Linked DNA regions of Homo sapiens: regions 1 and 2 are each linked to region 3. Evidence: chromatin contacts called from ENCODE Hi-C or POLR2A ChIA-PET data. All regions are on one chromosome and are shown on one strand. Each heading gives the region's core, a stretch centred on a gene start or an enhancer-like site at or near the end of the contact. The rest is flanking DNA. Distances are from core to core; before and after follow the strand shown.

The links. Hi-C counts contacts between places; a loop is a spot of excess contacts on that map. ChIA-PET counts read pairs that join two places held with the same protein, here RNA polymerase II (POLR2A). Pooled maps may share reads with other maps.
Region 1: a loop to region 3 is called in a map of endothelial cell of umbilical vein, with 11 times the contacts of the local background. The contact joins the promoter of SYDE2 here to the enhancer-like site in region 3. A Hi-C loop is called at or near these places in 1 of 168 maps with a recorded cell type or tissue (endothelial cell of umbilical vein). POLR2A ChIA-PET finds 5 or more read pairs at or near these places in 2 of 52 experiments (A673 and HEK293).
Region 2: a map of endothelial cell of umbilical vein shows a loop between it and region 3 (10-fold over the local background). The contact joins two enhancer-like sites. A Hi-C loop is called at or near these places in 3 of 168 maps with a recorded cell type or tissue (Caco-2, PC-9 and endothelial cell of umbilical vein) and 3 of 50 pooled maps. POLR2A ChIA-PET finds 5 or more read pairs at or near these places in 5 of 52 experiments (AG04449, BJ, H1 and 2 more).

What each region holds. Positions count from the first base shown.
Region 1 is chr1:85,198,809-85,202,609 of GRCh38, reverse strand. SYDE2 (synapse defective Rho GTPase homolog 2) reads left to right here and starts at 1,594. Exons shown (of 7, transcript NM_032184.2): 1 at 1,594-2,358. The coding sequence starts at 1,614. It overlaps LOC124904207 (a long non-coding RNA gene), which reads left to right and starts at 2,368. Exons shown (of 2, transcript XR_007066199.1): 1 at 2,368-2,459; 2 at 2,571-3,801. RefSeq lists a silencer at 706-1,855 and an enhancer at 1,868-2,479.
Region 2 is chr1:85,327,607-85,331,179 of GRCh38, reverse strand. The region is part of intron 4 of DDAH1 (dimethylarginine dimethylaminohydrolase 1); the gene reads left to right. Among named protein-coding and RNA genes, the nearest start is that of BCL10, 53 kb to the right of the region's middle. RefSeq lists enhancers at 1,862-2,440, 2,916-3,085. Within about 2 kb of position 2,084, at least 11 of the 41 ENCODE cell types and tissues checked have a DNase peak (open chromatin) inside an H3K27ac peak, as active enhancers do; they include PC-3, PC-9 and endothelial cell of umbilical vein, where a contact is called at or near this core.
Region 3 is chr1:85,604,678-85,608,513 of GRCh38, reverse strand. No RefSeq gene overlaps it. Among named protein-coding and RNA genes, the nearest start is that of CCN1, 26 kb to the right of the region's middle. RefSeq lists enhancers at 269-1,134, 342-1,541, 1,135-1,999. Within about 2 kb of position 1,278, at least 10 of the 41 ENCODE cell types and tissues checked have a DNase peak (open chromatin) inside an H3K27ac peak, as active enhancers do; they include PC-3, PC-9 and endothelial cell of umbilical vein, where a contact is called at or near this core.

The DNA of each region.
Region 1 (3,801 bases), core at 345-2,844, 410 kb after region 3:
TGCTGCCCAGAACCTGGAATTTAACGTTTTTGGGAGACAGCCGGTATTTCTAGATTACACTGTGTCTCAACTTCAATTCAATTGCTTCTCAACTCACTATTTAAATTAAAATGAAGTGTTAACTTTTTTATATTAGAAAGCTGCAAACCTGTATGATAATCTTGTAGGTAGGGTGATGAGGGACATAATATTTGTGGCTCCATTTTACAAGTTTTGGCTGATGTAATAATTTTGTTAGCATGCATTAACTGAAATAAAGAAGGAAAAACAGACTTAAAAGAGACATCGGTGGGTGGGTTTTGTTTTGTTTTTGATAAAAGAACTCTTATAGAAAAGGAATCGCTGCAAATTTCTTTTAGCTAGCTAGCTCTCTGGGCGATTAAAATGATTGATACATTTCTAGAACACATGCACCGAGATACACCTGCACTCGTACTTTGTCCGTCAAAACAATCTTTGTTTTCTCTCAAGCTAGGACTTGCTGTGCCTAAGACACACCTCGTGCAGCGGTGGCGGTGAAGGTGCTGGGGTGACAGCCAGGAGGGCACTTTCCCTTTCTCGGGCTCCCTAACCAAAACTTTGCAGCCACCAGCCCAAACTCACGTTCCTGCTCGTTCTTCTTTCCCCTGCCTCAACTCTCCCCGCACCCTTCGCGCTCTGTGCGCCCACCCCTGCTTCCGTCGGTCAGCTTCAGCCGACCTACTACTCAACCTACCGGCCCGCGCCCTCCGCCTCCACCTGCACCACTCGCCCACCCCGAGAACCCACCTCTGCCGCCCCCGGCCCGCGCGCCCCGTCGCGGCCCGGGGCTCCGGGGCATGCGCGTTGCGGCGCCACCGCCCTCCCCCACGCCTTCCCGCGGCAGAGTTATGCCAAGTATGTGAGGAGCCGGCGAGGGCCAGCGCCGGTCATGGGGAGCCGCCGCCGCCTCCGCCTCCGCCTCCGCGAGCGCGGTTTTCTCCCCAGCGGGGCTCCGACCTCTCCCCCTGGCGGGGGTGAGCCTCGCGGCTAAGGCAGAGGGGATGGCGGACCCTCTGAGGAGGACGCTGTCCAGGCTCCGGGGAAGGCGGGGTCCCCGCGGCACCGGGGGGCTAGGGCTCCGGGCGGCAGCCGCAGCTGCGGTGGCGGCCTCTTCGGCAGCCGCGGGAGACGCCTGGGGTGCCGCAGACACCCTCCCACGTGAGCACGCCGGGGGACACGGGCGGAGCCTACAGCAGCCCTCGCCGTCACCTGAGGCGTGGGGTCCCGGGGCGCGGGTCCCCGGAGGGCACCCGGAGCAGTTGGGGGCGCTCGGGCCTCGGCCGCGCGGCGGGCAGGAGGCCGCCCCCCAGAGCCATGGGCTCGCTCACGCCCCTCCGCACTCCCCGGAGGGCTCCGAGGACAGCGGAGAGGAGGAGGAAGACGACAAGGACGAAGACGACTACGACGCCGACTACTACGAAAACCTGCCCGGCGGCTCGCAGTCTGCGCCCGAGCCTGAGGGGGCGGAGGCGGAACGGCGTCCCCCGCCTCCCCCAGCGGCGGGCTCCTCCCTGGGGGCGGAGGGCGGCCGCCTGGAGACAGGCAGGCTGCGGACCCAGTTGCGAGAGGCCTATTATCTGCTGATCCAGGCCATGCACGACCTGCCCCCTGACTCGGGCGCGCGGCGGGGCGGCAGGGGCTTGGCGGATCACAGCTTCCCCGCGGGAGCCCGGGCTCCGGGCCAGCCGCCTTCCCGCGGCGCCGCGTACCGCCGAGCCTGCCCCCGGGACGGGGAGCGGGGAGGCGGCGGACGCCCTCGGCAGCAGGTGTCCCCGCCCCGGTCGCCTCAGAGGGAGCCGCGGGGAGGCCAGCTGCGGACTCCTCGGATGCGGCCGTCCTGCAGCAGAAGCCTCGAGAGCCTCCGGGTGGGTGCCAAGCCGCCTCCCTTCCAGCGGTGGCCGAGCGACAGCTGGATCAGGTGCGGCGCGCACCGGGACTGGGACGAGCCCCCGCCACGTGGAGGCAGGATGGACGGCTGGAGTGGGGACCGCGCCCGGGCGGCTGCACCCACCGGCCTCCAGCCTCCAGGCTGCAAGGACCACGGCTGCTCCTCGGGAAGCCCTTTCAGGGATCCAGCGGGGTCCTCTGTGATACGCAGTGGCAAAGGAGACCGCCAGGAAGGCCCCTCCTTCCTCAGGCCGCCGGCAGTGACAGTCAAGAAGCTGCAGAAGTGGATGTACAAAGGGCGTCTGCTGTCCCTGGGAATGAAGGGTCGTGCCCGTGGGACGGCTCCCAAAGTCACAGGAACGCAGGCAGCCTCCCCAAATGTGGGCGCTTTGAAAGTGCGTGAAAACCGTGTCCTGTCGGTGCCTCCAGACCAAAGAATTACGCTGACAGGTAGGATACTTTGCGATGAAAATGCTAGCACCGCGAGCCTTACTGTTTACCGACTGGGCTTCTGTCTTAAGAGCCAAGAAAAAGTTATGTTTTTGCGACAGGTACGTTACCGGGCGAAAGTAAGTGTCATGTAAGTGGCAGCTTAAAGTAATTTCGGGGTTACTTAATGTAATGCATTTACTCGTTTTGCTTTTTTTTTTCTTTTTAATCAGACAATGGCATGAAGAATTGAGGTTGTGATTTCTTCTCGAAAAACCAGTGTGTCTATTCCCTAAGTATTACCTAAAGGAGTAAAGGTTAAGTATAACACACTTTTAGTAGGTTTACAGATGGGCGGCACTGTCTTGATTTTTATTCTTTGTAGCTCTAGGCAAATCCGTAGACTTTTGTGGAGTTTGTAAATTTGAATTTGATTCAAGGTAGATTTTATAGGCTTCATAAACTGTCATTTTACTCATTACAACTTTTTTTTTTTGCCTCTCCCAGGCACGCACACACATGCATACATACACACAACCAAAAACCCAAACAAATCAAACAAAAAAAACCCTACCATAAGTAGAATTTTTTAGTCAGGTAGTATTTCACATACACCATCTCTCCACCTGCCTCCCCCCGACAAAGAAACCTCAACAAAGTAATCTTTTTATTGTGAAAAATCAAGGACACTAACATTTTAATCAAAAGAAAAATGTTCCTCAGGTAGTTTTGTTTTTAAAGCAGTCATTTGCAAACTTAAATCCTATTTATAAGAGAAGTAAATTAGTTTTTTAAAAAGTATATTGATCCTTATAATAGGATTAAGCTCCCTATTTTGTATGTGCATGATTTTTAACTATCACTGAAGGTTTAGGTTATCAATTCTAGAAACCAGTCAATTATGTTGTAAATATCAAAATATCTTTCCTGAAAGGAGTATAATATCTTCAAAGTGAGCCAAAACAACATGGTCTTTTGAATACTCTTACATATAAAAATTTTTAGTGATCATAAAGACTTATAAGTCAGGAATAATTTGGAAAACATTAAATCCTGAAATGTAAAAGGTATTCACAGTACTTGGCGGTTTCTCTGGTAGTAATTATAAATCCTACAGGACTGGATTTATACACATTAACTTTGTTTAACCAATAAACACACAACAGTGGGGAGAAACAAAGTTCACAAAACTTCTTATCAAACAATGAAGACAAATCAAATGATTCATTCAAAGTGTGTGCCAACTTGCAAAGTTTTTTCCTGTCTATACGGCTCTAATACACACCTGTCAAATTTTATTCTCAAGGTTAAATATTCCATTTCACTTGAACAAAAGGATAATAGAATGTAAATTCTTTGTTGAGAGGTGTACTTTATACTAAGTTCATATTAAACATGCATTTCCAGGAGTAATTTGTAATCATTTATTATATTTTATTGCCACAATATTTTTACCTCCCCCCC
Region 2 (3,573 bases), core at 835-3,334, 280 kb after region 3:
AATGTTGGGAACTGCCGGAAATGCCTGGTTGTTAATGCAACTTGCCATGCAGATTCTCTTGGGCTGAAAGCCAGACAGTTCCCACTCTATTTTGTGACAGCTCCACCCTGGGGAACAAGGCCAATTCCTCCAACCAGCAGCTGCATAACAGACCATGACAGTGTGGCCACAATGATTCTCAGAGCTATTTCCTCCCTACAGCTGCGTGCCTTCTTCGTTAAGGAGTTGCCTATGATAAAAGTGAGGTTGACTGTCTTTTTACTGCTAGCATACTCTTCATGTGCTTGTCCTGCCTTAAATGATAGCTTTTCATCTCCTGAAGGCATCTCTTTCCCTTTCCCACCTCACACTGCCATTGTGCTGAGCCCGAAGGGGGCGTACCATAAAAGATTGTTGAACAGAGCTGACCACCAATTGATCTAATCCCCATAATAATCACTCAAATTAGTTTCCATAAAGTGGAATCATTCCTTTGGCAAAATTCAGAAAGGGCATTCGGAACAGCAACTTGACTTCTCAGATCTTTCCCCCAAATCCTGTAGAACTCATTTGTATCATTCAGAGTTGAGTCTGGGGCCTCTCAGGATATCAAGTAATCTGCTCTTAGGGAAAGGAATTTGTGGTGACGTGTGGAGGGTTTAGGTGTGTCTCCTTTCCATTCTGGCTTGAGACACAGTGAGAAGCAGGAAGTACAGTCCCTGGGGTTGGAAAAACACTACATACAGCACTGGAGCAGTACCACCTCCTCCATGCTTTTTTAGGAAAAAATGTTGGAACAGAACTAAACGGCCCAACAGCTGCATTCTCGGGATATTTGAAATGGTGCTCATCTTTTAACAAAGCCTCTGTGCATCCACAAAGGGGAAACAGAACCTGTTCCTTGGCCTCACTGTTGCTCAGTCCTCAGGAGCCTGAGCTCTTTGAGGTGATACCCTACCAGACAGGATGTGTTAACACATCCTCACAGTGCCCATTAGGGTGTAAAAAGGGAAAGATGTTCAAGAGCAACACAGCCTTCCTGCATCTTTCTCTGCATGTTCCCTGCTGAATGGCCAGCACCCTGTCTTGTGTACATACATGTGTCTCCTAAACCCAGCTACAAATAAATGGTAAGCTTATTCAGACAATAACAACATACAAGAGAAAGGAAAATAATTACTCCAACAGGAAAGGAGAAATCTGTTCTTTGCCTCGAAAGACAAAATCTCTTTGTGTTTATAATAAGCACCTTTAGCATTTTCAAGGGGGAAAAGCATATTTCTTGTTTGTTATCTACAGTTACCACTTCATACATCCCTTTTATTTAGAAAGGCTACACCTGACATAACTTTTGTAATTTTTTTCAGTTAAGCAGAACTACTCACTGCTCCAAATGGGGCCTGTTCATTATTAAAAGTCATTTCTTTGGGCATATTCTTAAATCTGTCTTAAAATGATAACCGTGGAGTCTTGATAAATTAATTGAAAAGCTTCTCCTAAGGTAGCTTTGTTGGGGTTTTGTTAAGACATTTATTTTAAGAGTAACTCTCAGTAGAATTTATCAATGAATTACTTCATATATTCTCAGCATTAAATTATTTCCCCACTAAAGATATTATAATTCCTTTCCTCCCAGTAATGAAAAATTGAAACTGTCCTCAAATAATTCTAAAGTAGGTACTGGCCTTTATGTTAGTAAGTATAGGAATGTCCCCACCAGAAGCTTTAAATGATAAAAAATAAGGCTCAGAAAAGGAAGAAGCATTAAAGAATGAAGAGTGATTACAATTTCAAATACATGCCAGTAACTGAAGAACAATTCAAATAGGAACCAAGTAGGGGAGAGGATTGTTCACTCAAGGAGGTGAGGTTGGGGGATAGGGCAGAGCATGGAAACAGCTGAAGTCAACTGGACAGGCCCTGTCACTTCAGTGACACGTGGTACTTTCTGAGATGGGCACAACCTTGGAGATTTTAGTTTGTTTCCTCACTGGTAAACAAGAAGTCAGCACTGATAACAATCCCTGAGAACACTTCCTCTGGAATGTATGACATTCCATGCTTTTGCTTTGTAGTCACCTCCGGACATGCATGAGTCACACTGAGAGGTGGGGAATTTGCCCAGACCGCTAGATCCAGTGAATAAAGTCAGGCCTAAGAGATGTAGTCTTGCCATGTTTCTTTCTCTTTCAATTCATCTGGTACTAAGAGACATGGGTGATTTATTTATCTGTGGGTAAAGAGTACAATGAAGCTTCTGCAGATCACAAATTAAAATGGAAAGCCAACTGGCAGTTATCTGGTGATTATGAGTGGTGGGAGCACTTAGCCTGAATGTGTGGGCCAAAATATGCCACACACAGTTTTCCCAATTGCTTAGAAAAGTAAGTCAATGTGAGTAATAGATTTTCTAGATTTTGTTTTGTTTGTGTCTAGGTTGACCAGGTAGCAGTGGTTGTGTATACATGTTCTAAGGATCTCTCTGAGGTCCTCAAACCACTGGGGTCCTACTTAGTAAACCTCTGGCTCAGAGAACTGCCTCCCCAGTTGTCTGGAAGAAATTCTGAACTTCTTGGGTAAACTAGGTCCAATTCATGTGACAGGATGACCGTCCAGTTCTGACTGCAAACATGAGCAGACTGGCCATCTTGGTCCACCCTCAACAGCACATAATAAACAGAGATTTAGACATAGTGGAATCCCATTCCCTGCACCTGGAAAAAAGCACGTTTGTGAGACTGACCAAAAGCTATTGTCTAGAAGTTTCACAAATCCTAACTGCCACCTTGCATATCGAGGCAGCCCCACTCTACTATGAAGAAGTCAATCTGCCCATTGGGTTTATGGACTATTTTACTAAATTGGGGTCACAACCTGACAGAGGCTTATGTGTTCGGTTTGATATACACAAAAGTTTTTCTTTTCTTTCTTTCTGTGAATGCCCTTAGGTGCCACATACTCTGCAGGTAATTCCAGATCCAACCCCCTGTTGTCTTACTTTGTCATCCAGAGTCATTTGAGTTAGGACCACAGAGTATAGTGCCCTTCTGTATGGCTTTGAAAAACAGACAAACCTTGGCCTTGTTGATTTTAGCCATGTTTTTTCACATTAAAAATAATGAGTTGTATTTCTGTTTCTGGACATAGACCATACCTTGTTTCTCTGAGGGAATTCAATTGTTTACCCATGTGATTGACCACACAGTTCATCACAGTGCCCTCCTGAGGTTCTCTGTAGCGTTTAAAAAGGTGAAAGGAATGAAGAAATGAACCAGTTAGTGCAAACATATTTTGGTCACCTGCTATATGTCAAGTGACTTGCAAGAAACAAAGAGGGAAGTGAACCGACTTTTATTACACATTTAATATCTGCTAGAAGCTTGTGCTAAGCATTTTATGTACATTATCTGTTTTGGGGTTTTTTTTAAATAATCTTCAGAGTTACCCTGTGGAGGATAGGTATAGCATTCCCATCCCATTTTACTGCTGAGGGAATTGAGGCTCACAGGGCATATGTGACTTTCCCAAAGTCACACAATTAGTGTGTGGCTGAGCAAGGCTTCAGACCCAGACCTTTCTGACTCTGAAGCCCAT
Region 3 (3,836 bases), core at 29-2,528:
CTAGGACAGATGTCAAAACCAGCTCTGAGGCAAGGTGCGGTGTGAGCAGGGAGAGGGTAGGCTAGATGTCTCCTAGCATTTTCAATCCTCTAAACTGAGCTACAGTCAGAAAGGAGGAAAACAGAGCATCTGATCTGTCTGTGGCCTGCCTCACTGAGAATTTCATTGCCTGCACGGCAGCAGGAGAAATAAGGTGAATAACACCAATTTGAAACCCCATGCTTGGCTATGTGTATGCCCATCCCGTACTCCAAATATCTCTCCTGCATCCCCTTTGTTAATTCCCTGGACATTTTTATAACTGTTTCCAACCGGAAGAAGTGCATGAATTGATACTTTGGCATCAGGCTAGATGTGCCACTCGGGTTTCTTCTCTCCCAAGCTGCCCCTCCTGCTGTGTGTGTGTGATGTCTAAAGGCCTCCCCATCTGGACACTCACCCACGGCATTGGACATTTTCCTTTCAGGTTTATCCCACGCAGTCCTATTCCAGGAATGCCTCCTCTTCCCCACACCACTTAGTGTGTAGACAACTCACTCTGCCAACAATAAGCAATAGTATGAACAATAAACTAGTATTTATTGAGCACTTATTATGTGTCAGGCTGTATTCTAACTACTTTATGTGGATTAACTCACTCCCCATCCAGTTCTCTGAAGAAGGTGTGGTTATTGTCTCTGTTTACAGTTGAGGAAACTGAGGCACAGAGTGGATGCTTTCATGGCATTTCTCTTCTGCCAGTGATCTCCACTCTGTGAGCGAGCCAGCCAGTCTCTGCGTTTAGCCAGCGCCTGCCACAGGGGTCTGGCTCTTAGTGAATGATTGCTCCTGGATCTCCCAAACTCTTCATATACTTTCACATCCTGAGCAAAAAAATGCTTCCCAAGATTCCTCCTGCCAGCTCCATCTGTGAAACTTGTGGGCCGGTATTTGAATAAGAATGACTAAAGGGGGAAGAGGTTTTATGAACTTCAGACTGTGAACTCAAGGAAGAGAGTGAGTCAGGCCTCCACATTCCTGAAATACTTTCAGGAGGCTCAGTGACCTCAGACAATAAGAACCTGAGGCAGAATGTCCTTGGGAGGCCCCCCACCAGGAAGAACGTGAGGGCAGATGCTCTGCTGTGCTGCCTTCTGTGGTTCCATGCGCAGTGTGTGGGTTGAAGGAAACCACTAGCCAGAGGCCCAGGCCTACCGAGAGCGCTGCCTTGGTTTTGCCCAGGCTGACTCCTCTCCCTGGAATGCTTGACCCCAAATGCTTGTGAGCTTGTCATCCCAGACTCAGCTCATGTGTCACCTCCTCTGTCTGCTACAGGTAGAAGAGGCTTTGTGGTTGGGACACCACAGGGAATTGCGCTTGCTTCTCTCACTCCTAAACGCCCTAGAAAAACATTGCTTTCAACATGTGTGCCCAATACATTCTTCATACCTACTGAGGTTGGCAACAGCTCCAAGGTTGAGGAGTGAGCCCTGTGCCGGGGGTGTCAGATGTGGGTGCTAGTTCCATCTCAGGCCTGGGCCTTGTAACCTCCCACACCTCAAACTCTTCCTGATTAAAATGATATGTTTTGATCTACCTCTCCTACAGATGGTGACCTTCTGAGGTACAGAGACTTTTAACCCAGGCGCTATTTTCAGAGCGGAGCAGGCACATAGCTATTCAATAAGTTTAAATAATTACAAATCTTTCTCCCCAGCTTCTATCTCCGTCCATCTCTTTCCTCACCAAGCTTAAACCCATGATTGGTATGAGGTGCAACCATCCACAAAGGGAAAGTATCATCCGCTAATTTTTTTTAAAGGTGCTTTCTTGTGTTTCTCATGTGTGCGTGCGTATGTGCATACATGCATGACTGTGTGTGTGTGTGTGTGTGTGTGTGAACAGAGCAAACGAGAGGCTGCACTAGGCTGAGCTCACCACAGGGGTGAATTGTAAAGAATGAGTCTCACCCAAGATGAAAATGTTACCTCAGGAATTCTTCCATGATCTTTGAGCAGGGAAGGAGTGAAAGGGTATAGCTGGGGCCCATCCTATGGACTGAAAAGCTGAGGGAGCACATTCAGTCAAGCACATCCTCCAATAGCTGCACCACTTTCCAACAGAAACAAGGGAAGGGTGGCAGAAGAAGTAGAACTAACTAGGCTGTGGGTTACTGCCCTAAAGGCCAAGATGTAAAGCCATAGAGAAAAGTGCTTTCAATTGTAGGCTCGTGAAAGCTACTGAGATTGGTGACTGCACCAGTGCCAAGGAAAAAGCCCTGCCTGGGGGTGGCAGGTGTGGGTTCTAGTGCCATCTAGTGCCATGCCATCTCTGGTGCTAAGGAAGTTGGTGGGCTTGGCCGTGTCGTATAACCTCCCGTGTCACTTCATGTGGATAGTGAAGATATTGGGTTGATGACGGGTTTAACTGAGGTTTTGTCACTCCTGCTCACCTCCCCTGCTCTCCTGTGTCATCCACACAAATGTTGTTTCTGCATTGGCCAATCTGGGACTCGTCCTTGCCTCCACTTTCACCCTCCAAGAGAGGAAGGAGGGAATGTGGGTAAATGCAGGTGCACACGGCACACATTCCATCAGGCAAATGGGAGTTGAGTGACATAAAGAGTTGGAAGTCCACTTTCAGGCTGGACAGGGAGGTCCTCTTCCTCCATCCCGTCTTTACCTCTATTCTTGCCCACCAGCCCAATCCCTGCAGCCCTGCCCAGGGCTGGTCTTTCCCTCATTCTGGCTGAGCAGTGGAAGTTGCCTGAGGAAGCTCAGTCCTGCCATCCCAACCAGAGCTGCCCTGGTTCACTTTGCTGCACCTGCCAGACCTCCCAGGTAGTTAATGATCCCCTGGGCAGAAGAGCCTTTTAATAATTTACCAGAGTAGATAAAGAAAAAAGCATAGTTCTCTACTTGGAGGCCAATTACACTGGCAATCCAGACAGTATAGATGGAGTTAAGACTAACTTCAAGTTCAAACTCAATTTTTTTTTGTATGGGAACCCTGCCTTATAGCTATTTATATGAAGTCTTATCAGAACCTTCATCCAGATATTTAAACATCCCAGCCCTACTGTATGATCAGCACTTTCGGGCTCCTTCACTAGTCAGGAGAACTCACTATATAAAGCAAAAGAAACCAAAATACCCTAGAACAAAATGAAATTTAAACACTTAAAGAACTCCAGAGAAAGAAAAGTGATTTTGCATTGTCTAACTATTTGAGTTCCTTATTAGAATTTGAAAAACACTCTTCTGCAGGGAATTATATGTTTCCTTGAGTCAAAAGTAGACTCAGAGCCAGTATGGTACAGTGGAAAAAAACACCTCCTTTGGAATTAAAGAGACCTAGGTTGAAATCTTGCCTTCAGCTAAGATTGAGACTAAGAAACTTATTGAGGCTCTGTGAATCTCATTTTTCTTATCTCTTCAGTGGGAGCAATAATTCTGTCCTTGGGATTTTTATATAAATTTTAATCATGAAAAGAAAAACCTAGGATACTGTAGACAGTAAATGATGTATCATTGTCATCACCATCATCATGGAGCCCATATCCTGAAAAATTTGAATTTTTATAAAGATGTGAGCAAAAATCTTCCCTCTCAAAAGTGTAACAATGACATCTAATAAGGATAAATGTGGTAGACTGTGACATTGGCAGTCCCCAGTGAACTACCTCCCAGTGTCTATGGCTTTATATAGTTCCCTTCCACCTTGATGCTGGGCTTGATCATGTGACTTGTTTTAACCAACAAGGTGTTAGTAAGTTTGGAGCAATCAGAGGCTTAATAGGTTCTTGTACATCGAGGCTTGTCTTCTTGTGACACTCCCTCTTAGAAGCCAGCCCCTTG